Regions from separate parts of the Homo sapiens genome. Here region 2 is linked to region 1. Evidence: chromatin contacts called from ENCODE Hi-C data. All regions are on one chromosome and are shown on one strand. The core of a region is the stretch at or near the end of the contact, and the rest is flanking DNA. Distances in the headings are between cores, read along the strand shown.

Region 1 (7,715 bases), core at 4,803-7,302:
CTCTAACATTTTCCAGTAGCCCCCAAGCAGTGCCCTAAGCAAAAGCGTGAATCAGGTGAGATTCTCCTGCATGGTTTTCCCATCTACATTTCAGTGTCCTCCCCTCAACAAGGCCCAGATTCCCCCAAAAGTGCTGTACTAACTTGTTCACTCCTGACCACATCCTCCCATCAAATCCTCCTTGGACTCATAACTCTAAGACCCAGAAGGAAGGTAGAGATCATCTCATCTGGATCCTAACCTGGGTCCCTGAGCCCCCTAAATGTCCTAGCAGGCCATAACGGGAGTCCTAGAGGTATTCTTCGTATTTTTAAAGCCATTCATAAGCATATGAGTGTGCTACACATGAGACCAGACAGGCTAATTATGCCTCAGGTGCTTTGCTTTTGGATGGAATTATATCCACTCACTGTGTTCATTCTAGTTAGCTGGTGTTAAAGATTCTGATTACAAGTTTGTCATTTTAAATGTCAACAATTCCTCTTTCAGTAAATGTTGCTTGTGTCATAGACAGGCTTTTTTGTCTAAAAAAGAATCAATAGAGGAAAAATAATAAAAGGGCTCCTTTGAGGCAAAGAGGTGGAGAACCAAATCACCTCCCCATTTTACAGATGAAGACATGGAGTCCCAAGTGTTTCCCAAATTCATGCGGCTACTCTGGGGCAGAAGCAAGAGTTTAGCCTTGGTGTTTTTCCTCCTGCTCCAGCACTGCTTGTACAAGCTGTTCTGCCACATCCCAGGTTCTGTCCTCTGCTCGCAGCCCTGCCAATTATCAAGCAGCACCTAATAAGAAAACTACTGTCTCATTGGCCAAGTGATGTATATATGTCAACAAGTCTTTCCTAGAACTGTCCTGTCCATCAAGTAGCCACTAGACACATGTAACTATTTAAATTTAAATTAATTACAATTAAATACAATTCAAAATTCAGTTCCTCAGTCACCCTAGCCACATTTCAAGGACTCAGAAGTCACATGTGGCTGGTGGCTACATATTAGACAGTGCAGACATGGCTCATTTCCACCATTGTGGAAATTTCTACTGGGCAGACTGCTGTAGATGCACTTGACTCTAATAGGGAAGGCCCCAGCCCTGTGACTGGGGAAGACATGAAGGTGCTTCTCATGGTATCAGGCTCCCTGCCTGGACTTATGGTCTATGGATCACCAATGACCTGGGGCCAGACCATTTCTGACCCCATTCCCTGGGGTCAGTTGCAACTGCAGTAAGTCCACCCAGGTCAGAGAAGGAGATCTTGCAAGAGAAACAATCAGAAGGATCACCTTCTCCTTAGACAAGCCCTGTGGTTTCCATGACCAGAAACCACGTTCAAGGTTCAATCACTCTGAATATACATGTCACTCTGTCACATGAGAAAGAGCACTAAAGGGGAGTCGGGAGAGGTGGGGTTCCAGCATAAGTGTTGCCTTTTACCAGCTGTGTGCCTCCAGCAAGGCCCCCCTCTCTGGCCCTCAATCCCACACTAGGTAAACAACCCAATCTTCTGGAGTCCTAAAATTCCACACTGACCCCATCATCATTTCATTCCTCTCTCTCTGGTGTCTTATCTTTCTTGGATGTGTGTGCATTTACAGAATGTTTCATCTTAATCAAGGAAATAATAGAGAAGGGAGGGGAAATTGCCTTGGCGACTCCAAAGTGTGTGTTAACATAGAGAAAGAGCTCTGAAAACCTTCTAGGGCAGCAGAGGCTGTAAGGGTGCTGTTTTCCATGCAAGAATCCAGTAGAGGGGGATGTTGCATAGAGGCGAATTCCTAACAGCCTTTGCCTTCAGCTTGTCATTGTTAGTGCCCAAGCTCAGAGGGGAGGAAATGTCTTTTTCGTCCTTGCGGGACCTCACATCTACTCTCTGTGTACCAGGACTCAATAAGTCTCTAAAAGCCTCTGGATGGACACAGGAAAGCCGCTGGTGTTCTTTCTGTGCATTTAACCCTAATGAATTTTCCCTTCCCATTTCCAAATTACAAAATCAAAGCTATTTTCTCAGGTGCCATATTTAGCAGCTGTCAGAAGTTGGAATCTGGCAAGATCAACAACTTTTGAATAGCTCAAAATTCGCTAAAGTCCCAGATGGGTTTTCCCCTTCTCTGCCCTCCCGCTCCCTTCTCAGAGCCAGCTTTCAGAGTCCACCTCGGGCGCCTGAGACCCAAGCAGTGTGCCTCTTTCAGTAAAGCATGGTTTTAAGGAAATAAAAACACATTTCCCTTTCACATGCCTCATTGCCTTATTTTCCCTCTCATTTTGACAAAATGGGGCTCTGCAGTCCTCCTCCTCAGATGAAGGCTGATTAGCAGCCACGGTCACTAATCTCTCACCATCTTCTTCTAAAAATGAGACTCACCCAGCCTCAGCACAACAACTAAGAGCAAAAGGTTCATCGGAATTTCCAACTCCTGTGATTTCTCCCTTTGGTTCTTCAGAGATAACGGTGAGAGTGAAAGATGTAGAGATGAGAGTAAGACACGCAGAGAAGCCCTGGCTATGAGCGCCCATAGTGGGCGTGGGGCAGCAGCCCTTGAAACTTCACAGTGAGATTCCACAGAAGGGATCTTTCCCTTGTAAATGTCCCACTTACGGCTTAAAGTTCAAGAAGGTAGGCCTGGATCCAGCCTCACCAGCCTGACCCTATGCCAGGCTTTCTGCAGCACTGGGAGGGAAGGGTGGAGAATGCTGAAGACAGAGATCTCCGGCAGTCACACCTTTCATGGAAAACAGAGACACCTGTCTTGATAGGTGAAGCTGTGGATGGTGGCTCAGCTGCTGTCTCAAAGAAAATGTCTGTGATAGGTGGAGGGAGATTTTGTTCCCCAAGGTTGGTTCTCCAAGCTGAATAGACAAAGGTGCAAGAAACAGGGAAATTCTCAAGCAAAATAAGTTGTATTTGCCGGAAAGTCTATCTGAGTGAGAATTCTCAAAATATTTTCTAAAGCTCCGAACTGTTTGGAGAACGTAGCCACAGTATATACAGAAATAAATGCCCCATTTTCATTAGAAGAGCCTGTGTGTATAAAGGGACGCATCCAGGCTTTGGGGCCAGACATTGGTTCAAATCCCAACCCTGTCACCTTCTACTCAGATAACCTCAGACAAGTCACCTAGAACCACTGAACCTCCGTTTTCTCATCTCTAAAATGTAATGGCACCTACTTTTACAGACTTATTGCAAGGAATAAATAAGATAATCTATGTAAAAGCACTCAGGGACCAGGTGAGGTGGCTCACCCCTATAATCCCAGCACTTTGGGTGGCCAAGGTGGGCAGATTACCTGAGGTCAGGAGTTCAAGACCAGCCTGGCTAACATTATGAAACCCCGTCTTTACTAAAAATACAAAAATTAGCCGGGCATGATGGCGGGTGCCTGTGATCCCAGCTACTCGGGAGGCTGAGGTGGAAGAATCACTTGAACCTGGGAGGCGGAGGTTGCAGTGAGCCGAGATCGCGCCACTGCACTCCAGCCTGGGTGACAGAACGAGACTCCATCTCAGAAAAAAAAGCAAGCACTCAGCACCATGCCTGGCATATAGTCAGCACTCGCCAGATGTTAACTGCTATCATTACATTGCTAATAAAATAATACCACAACATTCTTCTGAGTGTAGAGGTACAGACATACAAGAAAATCCTCTCTTTCTACAAGAAATTTCCTCAGGATTATAATTCTGATGCCTGTATGACTTAAGACTAACCCACAAGAAAATGTCATGGGGGACTGTGATACATACTTCCTAAAATTTGTTTCCTGTTCTACCCAACAGCCCTTGTGTTTTTGGAGTTCTAAAACTGAAGCCATGTGGTCAGTATAAATGGCAGAGTATTAATCAACTGAAAATAAATATTTCTGAGATCCAAGGGCAATAAAACCCTGTGGAAGCACCCACCCCCTACCCATTACTCAAATTCAGACACAAAGAGACTGCGTCTGTCTTCATCCTCACCATGATGACCCTTCATTTCAAGCAATGGAATATTTACAGCATCATAGTGGAGCTTGGGGTACAAGTGGGGCATGGTGCTGATAGCCCTGTGTTCGGTGGGACACTGCCCTGGTGGTGGCAACTGGTGCATGCTTCAGTTCTCCTCCTTGATCCTCAGCCACGCTCAAGTCGGTGTTTGCTGCGCAACTCAGCGTCGCTGCTGCCCCTGCTAATGAGAATTACATTGTCATGTAATAAGTACCTTCCTTGAGTCCATGAAAATAAAAAAAAAGTCTTAAAAAGAAAGGAAGAGCATCATTTCCACGTTTGAGGACCTCAAGATTGGTTAGAAATTAACTATGACACCTGCCCCAAGTGGTCAAGATGTTGTCCAATAATAAGTTGTCACCAGGCTGGGTGCAGTGGCTCACGCCTGTAATCCTGGGATTTCGTGAGGCTGAGGTGGGTGGATTGTCTGAGCTCAGGAGTTGAGACCAGCCTGGGCAACACGGCAAAACCCCGTCTCTATCAAAATACAAAAAATTAGCCGGGTGTGGCAGCATGTGCCCGTAGTCCCAGCTACTTAGGAAGCCGAGGCAGGAAAACTGCTAGAACCCGGTAGGCAGAGGTTGCAGTGAGCCGAGATCGCACCACTGCACTCCAGCCTAGGTGACACAATGAGACTCTGTCTCTAAAAATAAAAATAAAAATAAAAAAGTTGTCACCAATAATTGAAAAGTGGGCTAGTTTATTCATTCATTTCTAATCAAGCAGATGCCACAGTGTTATTTGATACTAACATCTGATCTTTGATACTAATATCTGACCTCTCACTTCAAAAATTGGGAAATATTTCTTCACATGGTTCCTCTGACACCGTGAGCCAATGGCCTCTTGCTGGGCACTCATGAGGTATAGAGCCTAACATTATTAGCTTAATAATAACAACTTTTAAAAACCTAGAGAACAATAAAATGAATAAAGTGCCTCAGATATTGCACTTAACTCCGTTCCCTAAGTCAGCAGCTACAACAATGCTGGTTTGAGTTGATTGATCCAGTTCATGGGCAGACCTGAAGCCGGCTCAGCCCCACATTTAGGTAAGATCCGAGGGGCGCCAAGAAACTTACCCTTGGTGGTGGCATTCCAGTAAGTTATTCATATTTTGAGTGAAGGGAGTGGGAGTTTGGAGCTTTGTTTGTTTTACCTTTTTGTAAAGCAGTGGAAACCCTCTTTCAAACAAAATCTCTGAGGGCCCCTATGTAGACGATACTAGCGCATTCTTAAGTAGTATTTACTGTATGCCAGATGTTTTAACTCATTTAGTCCAACAATTCTACAAGGTAGATACAGTGTGCTGTTACTGTTCATACTTTACAGATGGCAAAATTAAGGCACAGAGAAGTTAAATGATATGCCCAACATCACACAGCTGTAGGTGCTAGAGCTGGGTTTCCATCCTGCCTGGTCTGGCTCCAGAGCCCACCCTTTCATAGATCACACTGTGTGACCCCAGTATAGAGTGTTTTTAAGGAGGCGTATAAAATCAGAACAGCTCTGGCTGGAGCTCTGATAGAGGGCGGAGGGTTCCAAGCTTTCTATAGTGACCCTCAGGTACATCCAAGGAAGATGAGGACTTCAGGAAACCAGTGGATTAAGACTTTATCTACCTAAGATCACTTTAAGATCACATTTACTTCTTGAGGAGTAACAAATTAGTGCATTAGTAGGAATCTATTTCCAATTACCAGGGTCTTTAGAGAATGAAACTTAGGTAAGTGGTGACTGGGAGTCCCTGGCTACAGGGCAGGGATATGGAGAGCACACGGGTAGAGGGAGTGCTGGACTCGAGTCTGGACAGTAGGAGGGGAGGGGGCTGAGAGAGGCAGTGCCTCCAGGACAACCAAGCCTCTACTTGACAGGCAAGCTGGAGGTCAGGCTAACAGCAGTGCTTGTGACCAGTATTTGAAAGGGCCTCCGGGCAAGCCACTCTCTGGGTGCTGAACACTAAACAGCAGGTTGGTCCCTGGCAGAGGCATAGCGTGACCAGAGCCGTGGGGGTGGGTGAGGAGAACAGTCTGACGTGAGAGTGTCAGGGCTCCCCCCATGAGGTGACACTCAAAGTTTCAGTTTTTATCTTGATAAAAAGTTTGCAATTTTCACAATTGCAGAACAAATAGAACCATGACTCATATTTCACAATTTGCCTGGCAAATTCACTATGTGATCATGTTTCTGACAACTGCATGTTTTCCAGGGGTGAGGGGACATCAGGATAGAACATTTGGCCCGAGGGGCATGTTATAATGGGGGACAGTGGGACACACATTGCCCCCACTTCATGTCTTAGGTTCAATACCAGAAGCCAGTGATTCATGCTGTGCACAGGTCTCAGTGGACCTGGGAGTACATCACAAATTCTGAGGTATCCATGTGTATATTTTACTGTCTGATTTTTAATCATCTCTGAGCCACATTTTCATCCTCTGGAACTTCACGGGATAAATTACTTGAGGTTCATCATTTAAAAATTTTTTTTGAAATTTGAATAGCATAAGTTTGAGTAGCAACTTTCAAGATAATGTAATTTAAGAGATGATGATACACGTGATGAAATGTGACACTTTAAAGGAACAATTAAAACACCCATTGAAACTGAAAAACCAGAGTTTCGCCCTCCGGTTTCTAACTAAGGAATTGAGTCAGAAGTTCTGTAGTCTTCTGTGGAAGAAATAGACATGAGGGCCAACTCTGTGTCACCCGTAGATAACACCTAGTACCACGTCAGCAGCATGAGATAATGAATTATTATTTGTCAAATGAATGATAAGTACATAGACGCAAATACATAAGCATACAGTCCACACCAGCTGAAATACAGGGCCCAGTCTTATTCTTAGGAATCATTTCCCTATTCAACATGCTAATAATATTTGTTCCTTTTTTTTTTTTTGAAACGGAGTTTCGCTCTTGTCGCCCAGGCTGGAGTGCAATGGCACGATCTCGGCTCACTGCAACCTCCGCCTCCCGGGTTCAAGCGATTCTCCTGTCTCAGCCTCCTGAGTAGCTGAGATTACAGGCTTGCGCCACCATGCCCAGCTAATTTTTTTGTATTACTAGTAGAGATGGGTTTCACCATGTTGGCCAGGCTAGTCTGAAACTCCTGACCTCAGGTGATCCATCCGCCTCGGCCTCCCAAAGTGCTGGCATTATAGGCATGGGCCACTGCGCCCGCCCATTTGTTCCTTTTTAAATAAGCGTTGATTAATCTTGGAAACAAGGTTTATATAGACAGCAGAAACTTATCTTGCAATGGTTATATCTCACATTCGTTGAGCACCTTTTACTCAGATCCCTTGAAATGGTCCAATTTTTGATTCTCAGAGCACTAGTGGGCTGTTAAGCCCCAAGGTAACTGTGATATTTTCCCATATCTCCCAAACCACCCAGTGTGGCAAGTGTAATTTTGTTCATTTTAGGAGATGAAGAATTGAGAGACATCCAAGCCACAAAACAGGAAGGGACAGAATTGAGATCCTAGGCCAGGTTAAGCCCAATGCCCGTGGTCTTTATATCAAGGGCTAACAGCCTTAGTGAAGATGGGGGTGTCTGCCTGCCCCTTCTGCAATGTCAGTACCGTGAAGGCTCATTGAACCTCAGTTTTCATCATGTAGAAATTTGACCCCTTCAGTGCTGCAAGGGCCTCCCAACAGGTCCCAAGTCCATGCTTATTCCCACCCAGGCTGCCCCCCACCTTCAGCCAGAGTGATTGCAAGTC
Region 2 (7,598 bases), core at 4,134-6,633, 1.2 Mb after region 1:
TGAGGAAGGGCAGTGACAGGGCTGGGCATGGACGCATTGCCTCAACCACCCGCTTTGGAGCATGCCCGTGCCAGGTGCTTCACACCCATGCTACCACTTGACACCCACGGCCAGCAGGGAGCAAGGTACCATAGCCTCATTTTGCCAAGGAGGAGGCTGAGGCCCTCAGAGGCTGAGTCATTTGGTCAAACTCGTCCAGCGGGCTCCTTCCCATCATCCCTGCCCTACTGCCCCCCTGGGTGGTGGCTGTGGGGAAATCAAGGAGGAGCAGGAAGGGAAAGGGGAGCTGCCCAGGCTGTTGTCATGGCAACAATTCTATGCTGCACCTTCCCTTGATGGTTTCAAGTGTCTTTTCTTCTCTCCACAAAACCCCGCATTCTCAACGACTGTTTTGGAAGCCAAAAGCTGGAACAGCAACTGTTTCTTTCCCTTCGTGTCCTGCTCAATCAATCCTCACCAATGAGGCTGGGTGGACTCACAGGAGAAGGTCCAGTGCCCGGCAGGAGGAAGGAAGTTCAGACCAAGAGCTCACAAGATGAACTCACCCTTCCTTTCCTGAAACAATTTTAGAGCTGGGAAGAACCTCAGAGGCTATCCTCTCTAACCCTCTCGTTTCATACGCGAGGCTCAGGGAGGGAAAGTGACTTGCTCAGGGTCACACAGAAGATTGGTGACTAAGCTGGGGCTGCGACCTGGCCCCAGCACTGCCCCAAAGTGAGAAACACACTTGACCTAGCATTGCTGCCTGTGGCTCTCTCCACAAGCTAGGTGGAGAGGGTCACTCTCTCTGCTGTGGGTTTTTTTTTTTTTTTTTTTTTTCATTATTCTATCATCTCATCTATGCTGCATCAATGTCAACGTCTTCATTCCTCCTTCTGAAACACGAGCTGTGTGTTGGTCAGCGTGGGCTTATTCTGTGGGAAAAAGCCACCCCCAAATCTCAGTGCTTTAGCCCCTACAAGATTATGCTTCTCTCCTAAATCCCTCCCAAGTGGGAAGTGAGTCTTCCATGAGCCATGTGTTTGAGTCCTGGTAATGTCTGCCACAGCCCATGACAGAGCCCGTGTCTTCACTGTGTGTGACATATAAAGTCACTTGGTAACTACTAGAACGTGCAAACAAACAAATGACACAAAACAAGAAAGGATCGGAGGGGACAAGGGAGGGATGAGATTTCTCCCTGGGCCTGACTCTCCTCTGCTTGGTGTTATTTAACCCTCAGGAATCGGGAGAGTAGAAAGAGCCAGAGACTCAGAGTCCAGAGGCATGTGGTAAGCCCCCACTCGGCCACCAACCCGGTTGTGTAGCTTTAGACATGTCATTTCCCTTAGCTGGACAGTTCTCCTACCAGTAGAGGACACTGTGGGGTTATTAGAAGATAAGTCCTAAGGTCTCTGACTGTTGTGACATTGTCCATCCCATACACCACCAGGAAGAACCCACAGGACCAGCCCTGGCTGTGTGAGTGAGCAGTTGCCACTTTAATGGAACAAATTCAAGTTCAAAGACACGCCTTAGAGAAAAACGACCCAAAGTCCATATATCGTAGACTCTGAGTTAATCACCATTATGACTCAAGAATTCCTAAAGGTAATGTCAAAAATATGTTCTTTGTCTCAAAAGGATAGGCATTATTTAAAGAGGCACTGGAAGTTGTACCCTCTCCGGGCCCAGCTCCTCGGGGCAATTCTGTACCAGGCCCAACACCATGTGCTTCATATAACTTTTATTATTTAGTCCTCACAACCCCTTGAAAGCAACTGTAATTTCTCTCATTTTGCAGTAAGAAACTGAGGCTCAGAAAAGTTAGGCTCACGCACTGGGCAAGTGTGATTTGAGCCCCTACTGGGTGCTGGCATTGTTCTAGGCTCTAGGGTTATTTCTGTAAACAAAACAGATCAAAGTCTCTGCCCCCTGGAGACAACATTCTAGCGAGAAGACAGTACTAAATATTCAGTTGGTGCAAAAGTAATTGCGGTTTTTGCCATTACTTTGAATTACTTTGAATACACCCCTATCACCCTTCCCTGCTTCTCCAAACGCTATTTTTCACTCGATCTTAGCCAAAAGGCCGAGAAGCCATCAAATGCTATTTTTCTTCATAGTATTTACCAACCAGTGGGTCAGGTTGCCAAGCTGCCACTGGTTGGCAAATGCTATGAAGAAAAATCGTTTGGAGAAGAAGGGAAGGGTGATAGGAGTGTATATAGCAAGGCAGGTGGGAACAAGAGGAGGGGCTTCACTCGGGTGTCACCTGCATCAGGACTGTGCAGGGGTGACAGTGAGAGCCATGCGGCCACGTAGAGAAGGGTGTTTCTGCAAAAATGTGCTGTAAATGCAGGGCCTGAGGCTGCACAGAGAAGCAACCATGAGGCAGGTGCCCCCAGAATAAAATGAGCAAGGGGGAGGACAGTAGGAAGTGACGTCAGAGAGGGACAAGGCTAGAGGGAGCAGGGCCTGAGTGCAACGGAGGCCTCTGGAGGGTTCTGAGCAGAGGAGAGGCACAGGCTAACTTGGTTTTTGTCAGGATCCTGCAGGCTGCCATATCTGTGTAGAAGCAAACTGAAGGGTGTGGTTAAGAGGGTGAGAAGGCCAGATGTGGTGGCTCATGCCTGTAACCCCAGCACTTTGGGAGGCTGAGGCGGGCGGATCACCTGAGGTTGGGAGTTCGAGACCAGCCTGACCAACACGGATGAACCCTGTCTCTACTAAAAATACAGAAATTAGCTGGGCATGGTGGCACATGCTTGTAATCTCAGCTACTCGGGAGGCTGAGGCAGGAGAATCACTTGAACCAGGGAGGCAGAGGTTGCAGTGAGCTGAGGTTGTTTCATTGCACTCTAGCCTGGGCAACAAGAGTGAAACACCATCTCAAAAAAAAAAAAAAAAAAAAGAGGGTGAGAAATAAAAGTGGGGGCTTAGGCTAGAGCAACAGCAGTGGAAGTAGGAGATACAGGGAGGAAAAAAGCCCAAGTGTTTCTCCTGCTCACTACTCTCATGCAACACAACACTCTGACACCAGATTCTCCAGCGGATGCCAGCAGGTGTCCTCTAATTCAATTCATTTTTGACACCATCTACCTGGGGGTAGCATCAGATCCCACAGGGTGAGTGCTCAGCCCTTCAAGACTGCCCCAACTTCAGACACCAGTCACAATTAGTATACTGTCACCCACACTTCTGACCAGCGAGTTATAAATTGCGGCTTTCCATGACCCCTTCCTTAGGTTCAATTAATTTGCTATAACAGCTCACAGAATGCAGAGAAACACAGTTGCCATCAAGAAAAAAAAAAAAGAATGCAGAGAAACACTTTACTTACTGTCTTAGTCCATTTGCATTGCTATAAAGGAATACCTGAGACTGGGTAATTTATAAAGAAAATAGATTTACTTTGGCTCATAGTTCTGCAAGCTGTTCCAGAAGCATGGTGCCATCATCTGCTTCTGGCGAGGGCTTCAGGAAGCTTCCAATCTTGGCAGAAGGAGAAAGGAGGTGGGCATCATATGGTGAGTGGGGAGGAGGTGCCAGGCCTTTTTAACAATCAGATTTTGGGGGAACTAACAGAGCAAGAAGTCACTCATTACTACGAGGGCGAGGAAGGCACGAAGCCATTTGTGAGGGATCCACCCCCATGATGCAAACGCCTCCGACCAGGCCCCGCCTCCAACATTGGGGATCAAATTTTAACAAAATGTGAAGGGGACAAATATCCAAACTCTATCACTTATGCTTACTGGTTTCTTAATAAAAGATACAGATGAACAGCCAGATGGAAGAGATGCACAGGGCAAGGCATGTGGGAAGGGGCACAGAGCCTCCATGCCCTCTCTGGGTGCACCATCCTCCAGGCACTTGGACATGTTCAGACCTCTGGAAGCTCTCCCAACCCGAGTTCTTTGGGGCTTTTTCAGGCTTCATTACACAGGCATTATTGATTGCTTCATTAGCCATTGCTGATCAACTCAACCATCAGCCCCTCTCCCTTCTCCAGAGATGGGGGTGGGGCTGAAAGTCCCAACCGTCTAATCCTGCCTTGGTCATTCTAGTGACCAGCTCCCATCCTGAGGCTATGCAGGGGCTGCCAGCCATGGGGGGTGGGGAGGACAAATATGTATATTATTAGAAATCACAATATCACAGGAAGTGATGAGGAGTGGATATATTCTGGATATAGTTTGAAGATAAATGCACAGCGTTTGCCTACAGATTGGATGTGAGTATTAGAGAAAGAGGAAAGTCAAAGATGACTTCAGGAAGTCTTTGGTCTGGCAACTGGGAAGATGGTGTTCTGGTTACCTCTTGCTGTTTACAAACTACCCCAAAACTTAGTGGCTTAAAACAAGCATTTATTTTGCTCATGATTTTGTGGGCCAGGAACTAGGAAAAAGCTTGGCTGGGTAATTTGTCTCTGCTCCATGTGACATTAGCTGGGGAGGCTGGGGTGAAGATTCTACTTCCAAAATGGCGCCCCCCACACACACACATGCAGCACCTGGGCGCTTCCTAGAATCTTAGTCTCTCTTTCTCTTTCTCCCTCCCCAGCCCCATCCCCTTCTCTACTGTCTCATCCTCTAGGGCTCCTCTATGTGGCTTGGGCTTCTCACAGCACGGTGGTCCTTGGATAGTCCCACCTCTTACATAGGGATGGCTGGCTTCCAGGTGGAAGTAGAAGCTGCCAGGCTGGTTAAGGGCTGTGCCCCAAACTGGCACCACATCACTTCTACCCTACTGTATTATTCAAAGCAGTCACAGGGCCTGGCCTGTTTCAAGAGGATGGAAAAATTACCTCTACTTCTTGATGGGAAAGTGGCAAGGTCACACTGCAGAAGGACATGTGAGATGAGGGATATTACTGTGGCCACTTTAGGAAAATACAATCTGGCACTGATGAAGTTAGCATTTTGTAAGATGGGGAAGACAGCAAGGGGTGGAAGAAGGGGAGATCAGAGCTCAGTTTTAGGCAGGTTGAGTCTAAGAAGCCCAAAGGTTACCTAACAGTGATGGAGAATGAGGTCCCAAACCTGCCTTCAGCTACCTACCAGCCCACCCACCCATCCGCGGGGCCTTTTTAGGACAATCAAGACCTCTGCAGTTGCCCTTTCAGTGGCTGAACTGTTTCAGAGAACGTTTATAGCTTTCTGCTGGGGAGGACAGGAGAATGGAAATAAAAGGGGAGATGAAGACAGCTTCCTCCCAGACAATGGCAGGCCATTTGTAGTTATCATAAACCCAGCTGCTGGCTCCATCCAAGGCCCCAGCACCAAGGTGTTGTGAGAAAGGCTCTGAGTCAATGAGAGGCAGCTGGTTGAAGCATTTCCCAGTTTTTCATATGACTCATAAATTTGTTACATGGTGAGGAAATTCCCTGAAAGCTTTTTGGCAGTCTCATCCAGTCTGACCAGTAGCTAAGAAACACATAACCTTCCAGTTAAGAAAAGGAAAGAAAACACATAAGGCTTTGACTCGGGGCTTAAATGGAGGGTCACTTTAAAAGCTTTCCTTCCACTGAGTTCACAACAGCTTTCTGGGAGAGATCAGGGATTTATTTGGAAGGTTTGTAGTTGCAACAGCCTCCAAGCTGGAGATAGATCATAGGGGTGTCTGTGTGTGTCTATGTGTATAGGCACACGCCTCGAAGACCAAGCCCCTGCCTGGGGCAGACAAAAAGAGACAGGCTCCCCTGGCAGGTCTTTCTCTGAGTGCTGAGAAACGCATGGCCTTCTCCCCAGACACACAGATGGTCAGGCCCACACCTAGCAAAGTCAGGGCCGGGATGCAGCAGAGCTGGGAAGTCAGCCCCATCTCTCCTGTCACTGCCACCGAACACTGTCCACCTTTGGGGCTCATGTGACAGAACAGAGGAGTACAGAAGCCACCGGTCCCTTTCCTCACAGCACAACTTTAGACAAACTGCCCACGGATTAGTTAGAAGCCAGGATGACGGTTACCTTTGAGGACAGTGGGACTAGTATCTAGGAGGGACACAGGGGCGTTTCTGGGGCACTGGTGACATTCTCTTTCTTGTTCTGGGCAGTGGTCAACAGACATGTTCACTTTGTACTAATCCATTGACGTGTTCACCAAATCTAGTGATTCTTTTTTCTTTTTCTTTCTTGTTTTTTGTTTTTGTTTTTTGAGACAGAGTCTCTCACTGTTGCCCAGGCTGTAGCGCAGTGGCATGATCATAGCTCACGACAGCCTCGACCTCCCAGACTCAAGCGATCCTCTTGTCTCAGCCTCCCAAGTAGTTAGGACCACAGGCATGCACCACCAAGCCTGGCTAATTTTTTAAAACATATTTTATAGAGACCGGGTCTCACTGTTGCCCAGACTGGTCTTAAACTCCTGGGTTCAAGCGATCCTCCCACCTTCGCCTCCCAAAGTGCTGGGATTACAGGTGTGAACCACCATACATGGTTCTCTTGTTCTTTTTTAGGCAAATTGCATGCTATTTAATATCTTGGCAGCATATGACTCTGTCAACCAATCTCTTCTCTCAGCTTGCAGGACATGGCTTTCTCTAGATGATGTGTTTACATTTCTATATGTGTGTGATACTTCAGTGAGCCTCAATTTGCTCATCTGTGAAATAGGGATGGTAGTAAACACCTCATGCGGGTGTGATAAGAATCAGAGACACAGATGGAAAGTGTCTGGGGCAATACCCCGACGTGGTAGACACTAGCACCGGCTGCAGCAACACATGACACCGCGTGTTTACATGTTGACCCCCTGTGATGTGACAAGATTGTCACAGTAAGCCATGGCTTCTTCCCTGCCCTCTCATCTACTCTTAACCATTATCCCCAGGGTCCTGCTAGTTATTTGGCATTTGTATGCTTTTGATGGGTTGGAGTTTCAGAATTAAAATTACTAGATCAAAGGGTTAGAAAAAGTAAAAATTTGTATATACTGGTAGCTTAAGTTGCATTAAAAACAGGAACCCTGAAGACCCAGTGAGTGATGCCAACGTCTAATAAAAAGCAGTAAGAACATCCCAGTGGAAGAAACTTCTTGTGCAAAGCAAGGAGGTCCAGAAGCAAGGAAGAGATAGAAAGGCACACAAGCAACAGGAGAACCTCAGTGAGAACAGAAGTGGTGGGACACGAGGGCAGACAGGTAACCCTACAGTTCCTGGTACAGGGTTTGGATTTTACCCGGAAGGCAGAGAGGAAGGCTCTGAGTTTTAAAATAAGTGTCAAGGCTGGAACTGCATTTCAGAAAGAAAGCAGTGTGGAGGGTGGGGATTGAGAGGAGGGGGCAAAATCAGGAAATATTTAGATCATTTTTTTAATTGTGGCAAAATATACATACAAAGTTTAACATTCTAACCATGTTCATGAGTACTGTTCAGCAGTGTTGAGAATATTCACATTGTTGTACAACCAATCTTCAGAACTTTTTCATCTTGCTAAACTGAAACACTATACTCATCAAACTCCAGTTTCCCATTTCCCCCCTTAGATCACTTTGATGGGTCTCATTGACCTAGTGGATGTAGGGTTGAAGCAGAGAGAGAAAAGAGGGGTGACTACCAGGTTTAGGGGTCAGATAGCAGTGCCATTAGATAGCAGTGGTTATATAACTGGTTAGAT

What was found. A loop is a pair of places that touch in the nucleus more often than their neighbours do. Pooled maps may share reads with other maps.
Region 2: a loop to region 1 is called in a map of right cardiac atrium, with 4 times the contacts of the local background. The contact joins two enhancer-like sites. A Hi-C loop is called at or near these places in 3 of 168 maps with a recorded cell type or tissue (heart right ventricle, left colon and right cardiac atrium) and 2 of 50 pooled maps.

The regions. Positions count from the first base shown.
Region 1 is chr6:45,708,953-45,716,667 of GRCh38, reverse strand. No RefSeq gene overlaps it. Among named protein-coding and RNA genes, the nearest start is that of RUNX2-AS1, 140 kb to the right of the region's middle. RefSeq lists a silencer at 1,642-1,936. Within about 2 kb of position 6,052, at least 4 of the 41 ENCODE cell types and tissues checked have a DNase peak (open chromatin) inside an H3K27ac peak, as active enhancers do.
Region 2 is chr6:44,488,161-44,495,758 of GRCh38, reverse strand. No RefSeq gene overlaps it. Among named protein-coding and RNA genes, the nearest start is that of MIR4642, 56 kb to the right of the region's middle. Within about 2 kb of position 5,383, at least 8 of the 41 ENCODE cell types and tissues checked have a DNase peak (open chromatin) inside an H3K27ac peak, as active enhancers do.